Regions from separate parts of the Homo sapiens genome. Here region 1 is linked to region 2. Evidence: read pairs that join two places in POLR2A ChIA-PET (ENCODE). Cell type or tissue: OCI-LY7. All regions are shown on one strand. Each heading gives the region's core, and the rest is flanking DNA. Links, peaks and the distances in the headings are about the cores only. Region 1 overlaps MRPS10 (mitochondrial ribosomal protein S10). Region 2 has its middle 8.0 kb from the start of UBR2.

Region 1 (5,310 bases), core at 311-5,310, 350 kb before region 2:
GATCACTTGAGGTCAGGAGTTTGAGACCAGCCTGGCCAACACACCGAAACCCCATCTCTACTAAAAATACAAAAGTTAGCTGGGCGTGGTGGCGGGTGCCTGTAATCCCAGCTACTCAGGAAGCTGAGGCACGAGAATCGCCTGAACCTGGGAGGCAGAGGTTGCAGTGAGCCGAGATTGTGCCACTGCACTCCAGCCTGGGCGACAGTCAGACCCTGTCTCAAAAAATAAACAAATAAATAAATAAAAATAAAATAAATAAATAAATAGATAAATAAAATAAAGAGGATTAAGAATCCATAGAGAGAAATGAGAGCTTGAAGTGAGTAACAATAGAAAGGATTTAAGGAGGGCAGGGTTAGGAATTGAGCAGGGGATTTGGAAAGAGAGTCCTGGGGATTGCAGGCAGTCAGCCATAAGCCTGGCTCCAGGGGCAAAGATATGCTTAAAATCGACAAACCCATGTCTTCTGAGCCCTAGTCAGGCTGGACCTGAAGCCCCACTGTGAATCATCTCCATCTGAGTGTTCTTGTGACCGAGTAGGACTCCCCTTGCTGATGCCTAAACTCTTGTGTTGCCCCCTCCCTCAGGACCAGTCTGAGCAGTGGGACCACCTAAATTGTGCCGTGTATCTTGCTTCTTGCTTTAATTCATTAATTTTTCCTCCCAGTCAATCACTTTACTTCTAAGCTTTAGACCAAGCTTATCCAATTGGAGGCCCACGGGCTGCATGCGGCCCAGGACGGCTTTGAATGCAGCCCAACACAAATTGGTAAACTTTCTTAAAACATTGTGAGATTTTCTTTCATGATTTTTTTTTTAATTAGCTATTATTAGCGTTAGTGTATTTTATGTGTGGCCCAAGACAATTCTTTCAATGTGGCCCAGGGAAGCCAAAAGATTAGACACCCCTGCTTTAGAGGAAACGAGTACATTTTGGTAACGTGAGAGGTGAACAAACCTGGAATTTAGCTTTGAATATTCTGCATTTAGTATGTGGATATTTGAGTACCTCATAGCCTGCTTACAAATTAGCTTCTAGGGCTGACCCTGTCACTAACAGCTTCATCTGTAAGCTGAAAGGGTGACTGAGTGGGCAAATAACAACTCTCTAAGCCTTGGTTTTCTGTCCTGTAAAATGGGGACAATGGTAAGTACTTCAGTGTGTTAATAAAAATCAAAGGATTTTTGGTTTGTGGCTGGGCGCTGTGGCTCATGCCTATAATCCCAGCACTTTGGGAGGCTGAGGCTGGCAGATTGCTTGAGCTTACAAGTTTGAGACCAGCCTGGGCAACATGGCAAAACCCTGTTTCTACAGAAAAAAAAAAGAAAGAAAAAAAAAGAAAAATTAGCCGAGTGTGGTGATGTGTGCCTATAGTCCCAGCTACTAAGGGGGCTGAGGTAGGAGGATCATTTAAGCCCAGGAGGCGGAGGTTACAGTGAGCCAAGATTGTCACTGCACTCCAGCCTGGGTGATAGAGCCAGAACTGTCTGAAAAACAACGCTAAGGGCTGGGTGCGGTGGCTTATGCCTGTAATCCCAGCACTTTGGGAGGCCGAGGCGGGCGGATCACGAGGTCAGGAGATCGAGACCATCCTGGCTAACACAATGAAACCCCGTCTCTACTTAAAAATACAAAAAATTAGCTGGGCGTGGTGGCGGGTGCCTGTAGTCCCAGCTACTCGGGAGGCTGAGGCAGGAGAATGGAGTGAACCTGGGAGGCGGACCTTGCAGTGAGATTGTGCCACCACACTCCAGCATGGGTGATAGAGCGAGACTCCATCTCAAAAAAACAAAAACAAAAACTCTAAGGTAAATGTTATCCCTACCCTGGAGGTAACCTGAGGTCTTTTCCAGCTGGTTCTTGAACAGTATAGCACACAAGCATCTAAAGTATCATCGGAATGGTACTGCCATTTACTGAATGTCTGTTACCTGCTCAATACTGTGCAAGGTTTTTTATCAGTTATCGAATACTCCAACCTTATTAAGCTGGAGCATTAAATATATGTCAAATGTAAGTATGTAGGTATTATTTCCTACAGACTTATTATTACCTTTACTAATGAGTACACTGAGGCCCTGACAGGGTTAAATCTCTTGCCCAAGTTTACGGCAGTCAGTGGGTTTGAACTCTTATCTGACTCATGTCTGTCTGACTCCAAAGTCCATGTTTGCTCTATTCTGTCATTCATTAGTCTTGTAATAGAACTAACTTAATAATGTAATGTAAGACAGGGATGGTTGCAGACAACTAGAAATGTTAAGAAACTAGACTAATAATTTAAAATGATTGCTTTATGTATTCACTGTGGCATGTTTAAATGGTCATAGGGCCAGGAACATATGCCATTCTTTCAAAGCACTGAAACTTGGCACTTGAACTAGTTTAGTCTGTCTTACCAGAGATCTGTAGTTATACTAAGACTCTTGGATGAGAACATGATTTTATTTAATATGAAGAAAATATAGGCTGGGCATGATGGCTGATGCCTGTAATCTCAGTATTTTGGGAGGCCAAGGCCGAAGAATCACTTGAGGTCAGGAATTTGAGACCAGCCTTGGCAACAAAGTGAGACCCCCATCTCTACAAAAAGATTAAAAAATTAGCCATGTATCATGGTACATGCCTGTGGTTCCAACTACCTGGGAGGCTGAGGCAGGAGGATCATCTGAGCCCAGGAGGTCAAGGCTGCAGTGAGCTGTGTTCATGCCACTGCACTCCAGCCTGGGCGACAGAGCAGGACCCTGACTCCAAAAAATAAAAAAATGAGCTGAGTGTGGTGGTGCACACATTTAGTCTCAGCTACTTGGGAGGCTGTGGTGGGAAGATCCCTTGAGCCCATAAGTTCGATTGTGTAGTGAGCTTTGATCGTACCACTGCACTCCAGCCTGGGCAACAGAACAAGACTCTGTCTCTACAAAAAAAAAAAAAAAAAAGAAAAAGAAAAAAGATCATCTCACTTCCTACCTGCCTTCTGGTTCATTCTATTTTTTTTCTTTTTTTTGAGATGGAGTTTCACTCTTGTTGCCCATGGCGTGATCTTGGCTCATCGCAACCTCTGAGTTCAAGGGATTCTCCTGCCTCAGCCTCCCAAGTAGCTGGGATTACAGGCATGCGCCACCACACCCTGCTAATTTTGTATTTTTAGAAGAGACAGGGTTTCTCATATTGGCCAGGCTGGTCTCCAACTCCCAACCTCACATGATCCGCCCGCCTCAGCCTCCCAAAGTGCTGGGATTACAGGCGTGAGTCACCACTCCTGGCCGGTTCATTCTATTTTTTTTTTGCCATTACTTTTAATGGCAAAAACTGCAATTACTTTTGCACCAACATATATTATCAAATCCACTCTTCTCTCACCATCTCCCATACCCACCATGGACAGAAAGTGTGACCCAGGCATTAATTCTAATTTTCAGGATATGCATTTTACTCAGAGGCCTAATTTAAAACCAACAAAAGAAAACCAAAAATCTTCTTAGCCTATCAAGATAGCTATATCCTGATAAGCTAAGAAGTTATTTTGTTTATATCATTTTTTCAGTACTGTACTTCATGCCAAACTTGTTTATATCAAGAAGCGGGCTTCAAATATGCCAAATACTTTCGTCGAAGAAATACTGCTAGTTTTGGGCCAGGCGCAGTGGCTCATGCCTGTAATCCCAGCACTTTGGGAGGCCGAGGCAGGTGGATCACGAGGTCAAGAGATCAAGACCATCCTGGCCAACATGGGGAAACCCCATCTCTACTAAAAATACAAAAATCAGCTGGGCGTGGTGGCACATGCCTGTAGTCCCAGCTACTTGGGAGGCTGAGGCAGGATAATCGCTTGAACCTGGGAGGCAGAGGTTGCAATGAGCCGAGATCGCGCCACTGCACTCCAGACCGGGTGACAGTGCAAGATTCCATCTCAAAAAAAAAAAAAAAAAAAGAAAGAAAAAGAAAAAAGAAATACTGCTAGTTTTTCTCACGTGCATGTGTGCACATGTAGTTCATTTGCTTATTTAAGCCGAGGTTTTAACACATAATTGGAAGTCCTAAACTAAGGACTTTGGTTTACATGGAGTGCTATGGTACAATCTCGGCTCACTGCAACATCCACCTCTTGGGTTCAAGCAATCCTCCTGCCTCAGCCTCCCAAGTAGCTGGGATTACAGGCGCCCACCACCATGACCAGCTAATTTTTGTGTTTTTAATAGAGATGGGGTTTTACCATGTTGGCCAGGCTGGTCTCGAACTCCTGACCTCAGGTGATCCACCTGCCTCAGCCTCTCAAAGTGCTGGGATTACAGGCTTGAGCCTCCACAACCGGCCGGGTCTATATTTATTTTTAAAGAATTACTTCAGATGAAAATGTGTCATAAATTGCTGCTTTGCTGCACATAGTTACCATTATGTTGCTCATGTTTTATTGACTAGTTCTTGATCTTCAAGTACTTATACCTGGTGTCAGTATGCTTTAGGCATTCATGAATGACAGTCAACAACTGAGCTGAAGGTCATGGGGCACAAAGCTGCAATTCTTTTAATGGTGATGACAGTAACGTAAGTCTGATACACAAGCAGTATGTATTCAACACACTGATACCTGATAGCATGTCAGGAAAAAAGAATAGGCAATGCAGTTTAAGGGGGGAAAAACTGAGAAGTCATAACTACTCCAAAGATGTGCAGGAAACCACAAAAGACATGGACCTGCTTCTACTATAAAAAGAAAATGAAGCACTTCTCTGGGGTTGCTATACCAACTGTTTCAGCCCATTGTAGTCTTGCCTCTTTCAGGGCTTTAGCCACTATTTCATTTCATGGAAAAGCAGACATCTCCTAACAAACAGAGTGACATTTACCAAAATAAAGAGGGCTTCTCAGTGAGAAGCTTAATAAAGAAAAATATTTACCTATGCTTTGCACAATTTTCTTTTTTTTTTTTTGAGACGGCGTCTCGCTCTGTCGCCAGGCTGGAGTGCAGTGGCGCGATCTCGTCTCACTGCAGCCTCCACCGGGCCCGGGTTCACGCAATTCTCCTGCCTCAGCCTCCTGAGTAGCTGGGATTACAGGCACGTGCCACCATGTCCAGCTAATTTTTGTATTTTTATTAGAGACGGGGTTTCACCGTGTTAGCCAGGATGGTCTGGATCTCTTGACCTCGTGATCCGCCTGCCTCGGCCTCCCAAAATGCTGGGATTACAGGCGTGAGCCACCGTGCCTGGCCTGCTTTGTGCGATTTTCAAAAGCCATTATTTCTATTCAATTTTGGGTACTTAACTACAGTGCTGGATGTAAAGTTTATGCAGTAAAAGCTTATT
Region 2 (5,377 bases), core at 58-5,057:
GGAAGGAAGGAAGGAAGGAAGGAAAGAAAAGATTTAAAAAAATTTTTTTTTTGAGACAAGGTCTCGCTCCATCACTCAGACTGGAGTGCAGTGGAGCAATCTCAGCTCTTGCAACCTCTGCCTCCCAGGCTCAAGTGATCCTCCCACCTAAGTCTCCCGAGTAGCTGGGACCACAGGTGTACACCACCATGCTCCGCTAATTTTTTAAGGTTTCTGTAGAGACAAGGTGTCACTATATTGCCCAGGCTGGTCTCGAACTCCTGGCCTCAAGAAATCCTCCGGCCTTGGCCTCCCAGAGTGCTGGGATTACAGGCATGAGCCACCACGCCCAGCCCAAGATAAAATTTATAGACCACTGGATGTGTCTCAGTACAATGGGAGATTTAGACAATTGACAATTCGAAGTTCAGTCCCAGGAGATAATTTATATCAGCAACAACAGGTACAGAAAACATAAAATGTTCTTCAGAATCTTTTTAGTTTATATTTATTTATATAATGTATTTTGTTAACTTTTTTATTGTCTGAGGGCTCTTTGTATACCAGCGCTTTATAATATTCCCACTAGAGACTAAAGGAAACCCACTCTCAGTACTTCCCAATGAGAAGAAAAAAGTTGCAATTGGCTGTCACCAAAGCCAATGTCCCTGTAAAAGTGGGAGGCGGGTAACCTTGTCCCCAAGAAAAGCAGAGTGTATGCCTACAGAGTTTAACCACGGATACAACTATCTTGGTGTTGAGAGGTGACAACCTGCTAGCAGCCCTCGCTGGCTCTCGGCGCCTCCTCGGCCTCTGCGTCCGCTCTGGCCGCGCTCGAGGAGCCCTTCAGCCCGCCGCTGCGCTGTGAGGGCCCCTCTCTGGGGCTGGCCGAGGCCGGAGCCGGCTCCCTCTGCTCACTGGGAAGTGTGAAAAGAGAGGCGCCGGCGGGAGCTGGGGCTGCGCGCGGGCTCCGCAAGTCCCGCACTCTGCGCGGCGGGCCGGCGCCTGCTGGGCTTGACTGGGGGACGAGCTCCCTCTGGGCTGCCGGAGTGCCCGGCTAGGTGCCCCAAAATCCCGCAGCCAGTGCCAGTGACAAGTGAAGCCGGCTAGGCTTCTGGGATATTGGGGACTGGGAGAACTTTTCTGTCTAGCTAAAGGATTGTAAACGCACCAATCAGCACTCTCTGTCTAGCTAAAGGTTTGTAAACGCACCAATCAGCACTCTGTCAAAACGGACCAATCAGCTCTCTGTAAAATGGACCAATCAGCTCTCTGCAAAATGGACCAATCAGCAGGATGTGGGTGGGGCCAGATAAGGGAATAAACGCAGGCCACCAATGCCAGCAGCAGCAACCTGATCAGGTACTCTTCTGTGTGGCGGGGGTGCTTTGTTCTTTTGCTCTTTGCAATAAATGTTGGTGCTGCTCCGTCTTTGGGTCTGTGCTGCTTTTGAGAGCTGTAACACTCACTGTGAAGGTCTGCAGCTTCGCTCATGAAGCTAGCGAGATCACGAACCTGCCAGAAGGAAGAAACTTCAGACACATCTGAAGGAACAAACTCTGGACACACCACCTTTAAGAACTGTAACACTCACTGCAAGGGTTTGAGGCTTCATTCTTGAAGTCAGTGAGACCGAGAACCCACCAATTCTGGACACAGTGTGACACTCCTGAGATAGATCTATGTCCAATGTTTTGAAAGAATTCCAGGACATGAAAGTTCTCAATCTTTTACCCATGGCCTTTAAGATAAACCCGGCTAGACAGGGTGGCTCATGCCTCTAGTCCCAACACTTTGGGAGGCCAAGGCAGTGGATTGCTGGAGGTCAGGAGATCAAGACCATCCTGGCCAACATCATGAAACCCTGTCTCTACTAAAAATACAAAAATTTAGCATGCATGGTCGTGGACGCCTGTAATCTCAGATACTTGGGTGGCTTGGGGCCAAAGAATTGCTTGAACCCAGGAGGTAGAGGTTGCAGTGAGCCAAGATTGCACCACAGCACTCTAGCCTGGGCAACAGAGCAAGCTGGAAGAGAGAGAGAGAGAGAGAGAAGGAAGGAAGGACAGGAGAAGAGAAACCCAACTAATTAGTTTAGGACCAGTCCAGAAGAAGGGAGACTGGGTTTTGGCCTAACATACACAAGCTTGGTTATTTTAATTAGGAAATAAATAATTTGCCTAGAAGTAGGCCTGTAGGGGGAACAGCCTGTCTTGGGACGAACATGAGCCTTGGAGTTGGTGAGACCAGATTTCAAATGCCAGTTGAGCTGCTGATCTAACAATGCAACTGAATTGATTAGCTACTGGTACATACAAAATCACCTCAAAGTTTAGTGGCTTAAAACAACAAGCATTTATTTAGATTACAATTCTGCAGGTCAGCAATTTAGGCCAGTGCTCCTGGTCTCCCTGGCCTCTCTCACCTGCCTCTGAGGCAGGAGAATAGGGTTTGGAGGTAGAGAACCTAAGGCAGATTCACACTGACTTCCTAGAACTAAATCAAAAGGAAAACCGCAGTTGCAGTGAGCTGAGATGGTACCACTGTACTCCAGCCTGGGTGAACCCCAACTTTCCACACCCAAGTAACAAATGATCAGAGGCTACTCCCTTTGCAAGCCTCTCCTCCCTGCTACCCCACCCTGTTTTCTGCCTGGCAGATGAAAAACTGAAAGTACCTCTGATTGGTCCCCTCCTGGAACCAATCAGGCTGGTCAAGGGCCAAGTCTTCATTTGCATAGAAGTATAACTTTGTAACTTCAGCCTCTGATTGGTCACTTTTCGCAACCAATCAGACATTTGCATAGGGTGTAACTTGGCAACTTCAGTCTCTGGTTGCATTTACCTAGGGTGTATACCAAGTAACCAATGGGAAACCTCCAGAGGGTATTTAAACCCCAGAAAATTCTGTAACCAAGCCCTTCAGCTGCTTGCTCTAGCTGCTCCCACCCTATGGAGTGTGATTTTTTGTTTCAATAAATCTGTTTTTGTTGCTTCATTCTTGCTTTGTGTATTTTGTCCAATTCTTTGTTCAAAGCACCAAGAACCCAGACACTCTCTACCGGTAACACCTTAAGCTATCCACAGGTCAGCTAAATGATTTTGCTTTTGGGAGCTGGCTGGCTGTCAGCTAGATGCCTCTGTTCTCTTCCATATGATCTCTCATCCCCAAGTGGGCTATCCTGGACTTGTTCACATGGAGAAAGCAGGGGAGTCCTAGAGAGGGTTGAAGCGTCCAAGGCCATATTTAGGGATCTAGGTTTAGAACTGTATACTGTCATTTCTGCCACATTGTATTCACTAAAGCAATCATAAGGCCAGCCCAGATTCAAGGGGTGGTAAAACAGTTCCCACTTCTTGATAGAAAGAGTGGCTGAGTCACATTACAAAGGGAGTGGAGGCAGGAATGTCGTTAATTAGGGCCATAAAACTGCAATCTACCACGGTGACTGTGGCCAAGTTACTTTGCCTTTATGAGTCTCAGTTTCTTTTTTTTTTTTTTTTTTTTGAGACAGAGCCTCACTCTGTCACCCAGGCTGGAGTGCAGTGGCACGATCTTGGGCTCACTGCAACCTCCGCCTCCTGAGTTCAAGTGATTCTCCTGCCTCAGCCTCCCAAGTAGTGGAATTACAGACACCTGCCACCATTTCTGTATTTTTAGTAGAGACAGGGTTTCACCATGTTGATCAGGCTGGTCTTGAACTCCTGACCTCAAGTGATGCACCTGCCTTGGCCTCCCAAAGTGCTGGGATTACAGGCCTGAGCCACCACGCCCAGTCTATTTCATGAAGTCTTAACTGAAAATAATAACACATATCTGAAACAATTTTACTAAGGAATAGGAATAATATACCTATGCCTATTACTAGTGAGCATAGCATTTATTAGTTTATCTGAAACTTGTTGGCTAAAAGTTGCAGCTATCTTACTGTTCTTGATTCAAGTCAAGTTCATTTCACCCTCAGGGCCTTTGCAATTGCTGTTTCTTTTTGCCTGGAATGCTCTCATTTCAGATTTTCACATGATGGGTTCTTCTCACTCAGTACTCAGCTCAACTCCCCACTTCTCATGCACATCTCGCTGACCAACCTATCTAATGCCCTTACCTCCGTTTTCACCTTCACCTTCTGTATAATATTTATTGCCTTTTAACACTTGTCAATATCTAAAAATTATATAGTATATTCTTTAGCTTACTTTTTTATTTTTGAGACAGGGTCTTGCTTTGTTGCCCAGGCTATAGTGCAGTGGCATGATCCTGACTCACTGCAACCTCCGCCTCCTGGGCTCAAGCAATCCCCCCACCTCAGCCTCCTGAGTAGCTGGGGCTACAAGTGTGTGCCACCATGCCTGGCTAATGTTTGCATTTTTTGTAGAGACAGGGTTTCACTATGTTGCCCAGGCTGGTCTTGAACTCCTGAGTTCAAGCAATCCTCTTACTTTGGCCTTCCAAAATGCTGGGATTATTCAGGCATGAGCCACCACACCCAGCCCAGCTTATTTTTTTATTGCTTGTCTCTCCCACTAAAATGCAAGCTCTGTGAAAGCAGTAGCCTTGCCTGTTACGTTTATTGATGTATATCCCAGAAACAAAAGTGTAATTGGTACTTAGCAGGAGTGCAAAAATATTTGTTCAATGAATTTCTTAGCTAATTGATGGAAGAATAAATATGGCACTAGGTTGGGCTCTGAGGAAATGGCATATAGATTGGTTACTTTTGTAGGGGGAGAAATAGGAGGTTGAGTAAAGATTTGAAGTTTGAGAACATAACTAGGTCCAGTGAGAGGCCACAGTAGAGAGCCTTACACAGAGAGGGGACTCTGAATGCCTGTGAGTGACAAGGGGTACCCAAATAGGCCTTTTTCATAGTCCTGTAGACTCTGAGCCTCACTCTGCACCTTTTGCCCTTTTATCATTTACATTATTCCTTTTGACTTAGCACATTCCTTGTAGGAATTTATCCATTGGCTATACTTAAAAGGATTTTGGCAAGCTATATGAACAAGGGATTTCATTCGATTTTTTTGTTTGTTTGTTTGTTTTTTTGAGACAGAGTCTCACTCTGTCATCCAGGCTGGAGTGTAGTGGGATCTTGGCTCACTGTAGCCTTGACCTCCTGGACTCAAGTGATCCTCCTGCCTCAGCCTCCCATGCAGCTGGGACCACACATGTGAATCACCACAACTGACTAATTTTTTTATATTTTGTAGAGACAGGGTCTCACTTCGTTGCCCAGGCTCGTCTCGAACTGTTAGGCTCAAGTGATTGTCCCATCTTGGGCTCCTGAAGTGTTGGGATTACAGGTGTGAGCCACTGCACCTGGCCAAAAGGAACATTTAAGAACAAAAAAGTTCTCTTAGAAATTTAAATTGTGAAAACTCTGAATAAGAGGAGTCCC

What was found. Peaks named below come from ENCODE experiments on the same cell type or tissue, not always from the same donor. Only the 100,000 strongest peaks of a DNase experiment are listed, where the experiment ranks them.
Region 1: POLR2A ChIA-PET joins it to region 2 with 5 read pairs; 13 of 35 experiments call an interaction of 5 or more read pairs at or near these places.

Annotation. Positions count from the first base shown.
Region 1 is chr6:42,202,304-42,207,613 of GRCh38, forward strand. It overlaps MRPS10 (mitochondrial ribosomal protein S10), which reads right to left. Exons shown (of 7, transcript NM_018141.4): 7 at 4,504-5,310. Among named protein-coding and RNA genes, the nearest start is that of GUCA1B, 10 kb to the left of the region's middle. In OCI-LY7, for the core only: no CTCF peak of the experiment used is centred there; no DNase peak of the experiment used is centred there.
Region 2 is chr6:42,553,319-42,558,695 of GRCh38, forward strand. No RefSeq gene overlaps it. Among named protein-coding and RNA genes, the nearest start is that of UBR2, 8.0 kb to the right of the region's middle. In OCI-LY7, for the core only: no CTCF peak of the experiment used is centred there; a DNase peak (open chromatin) is centred at 2,723.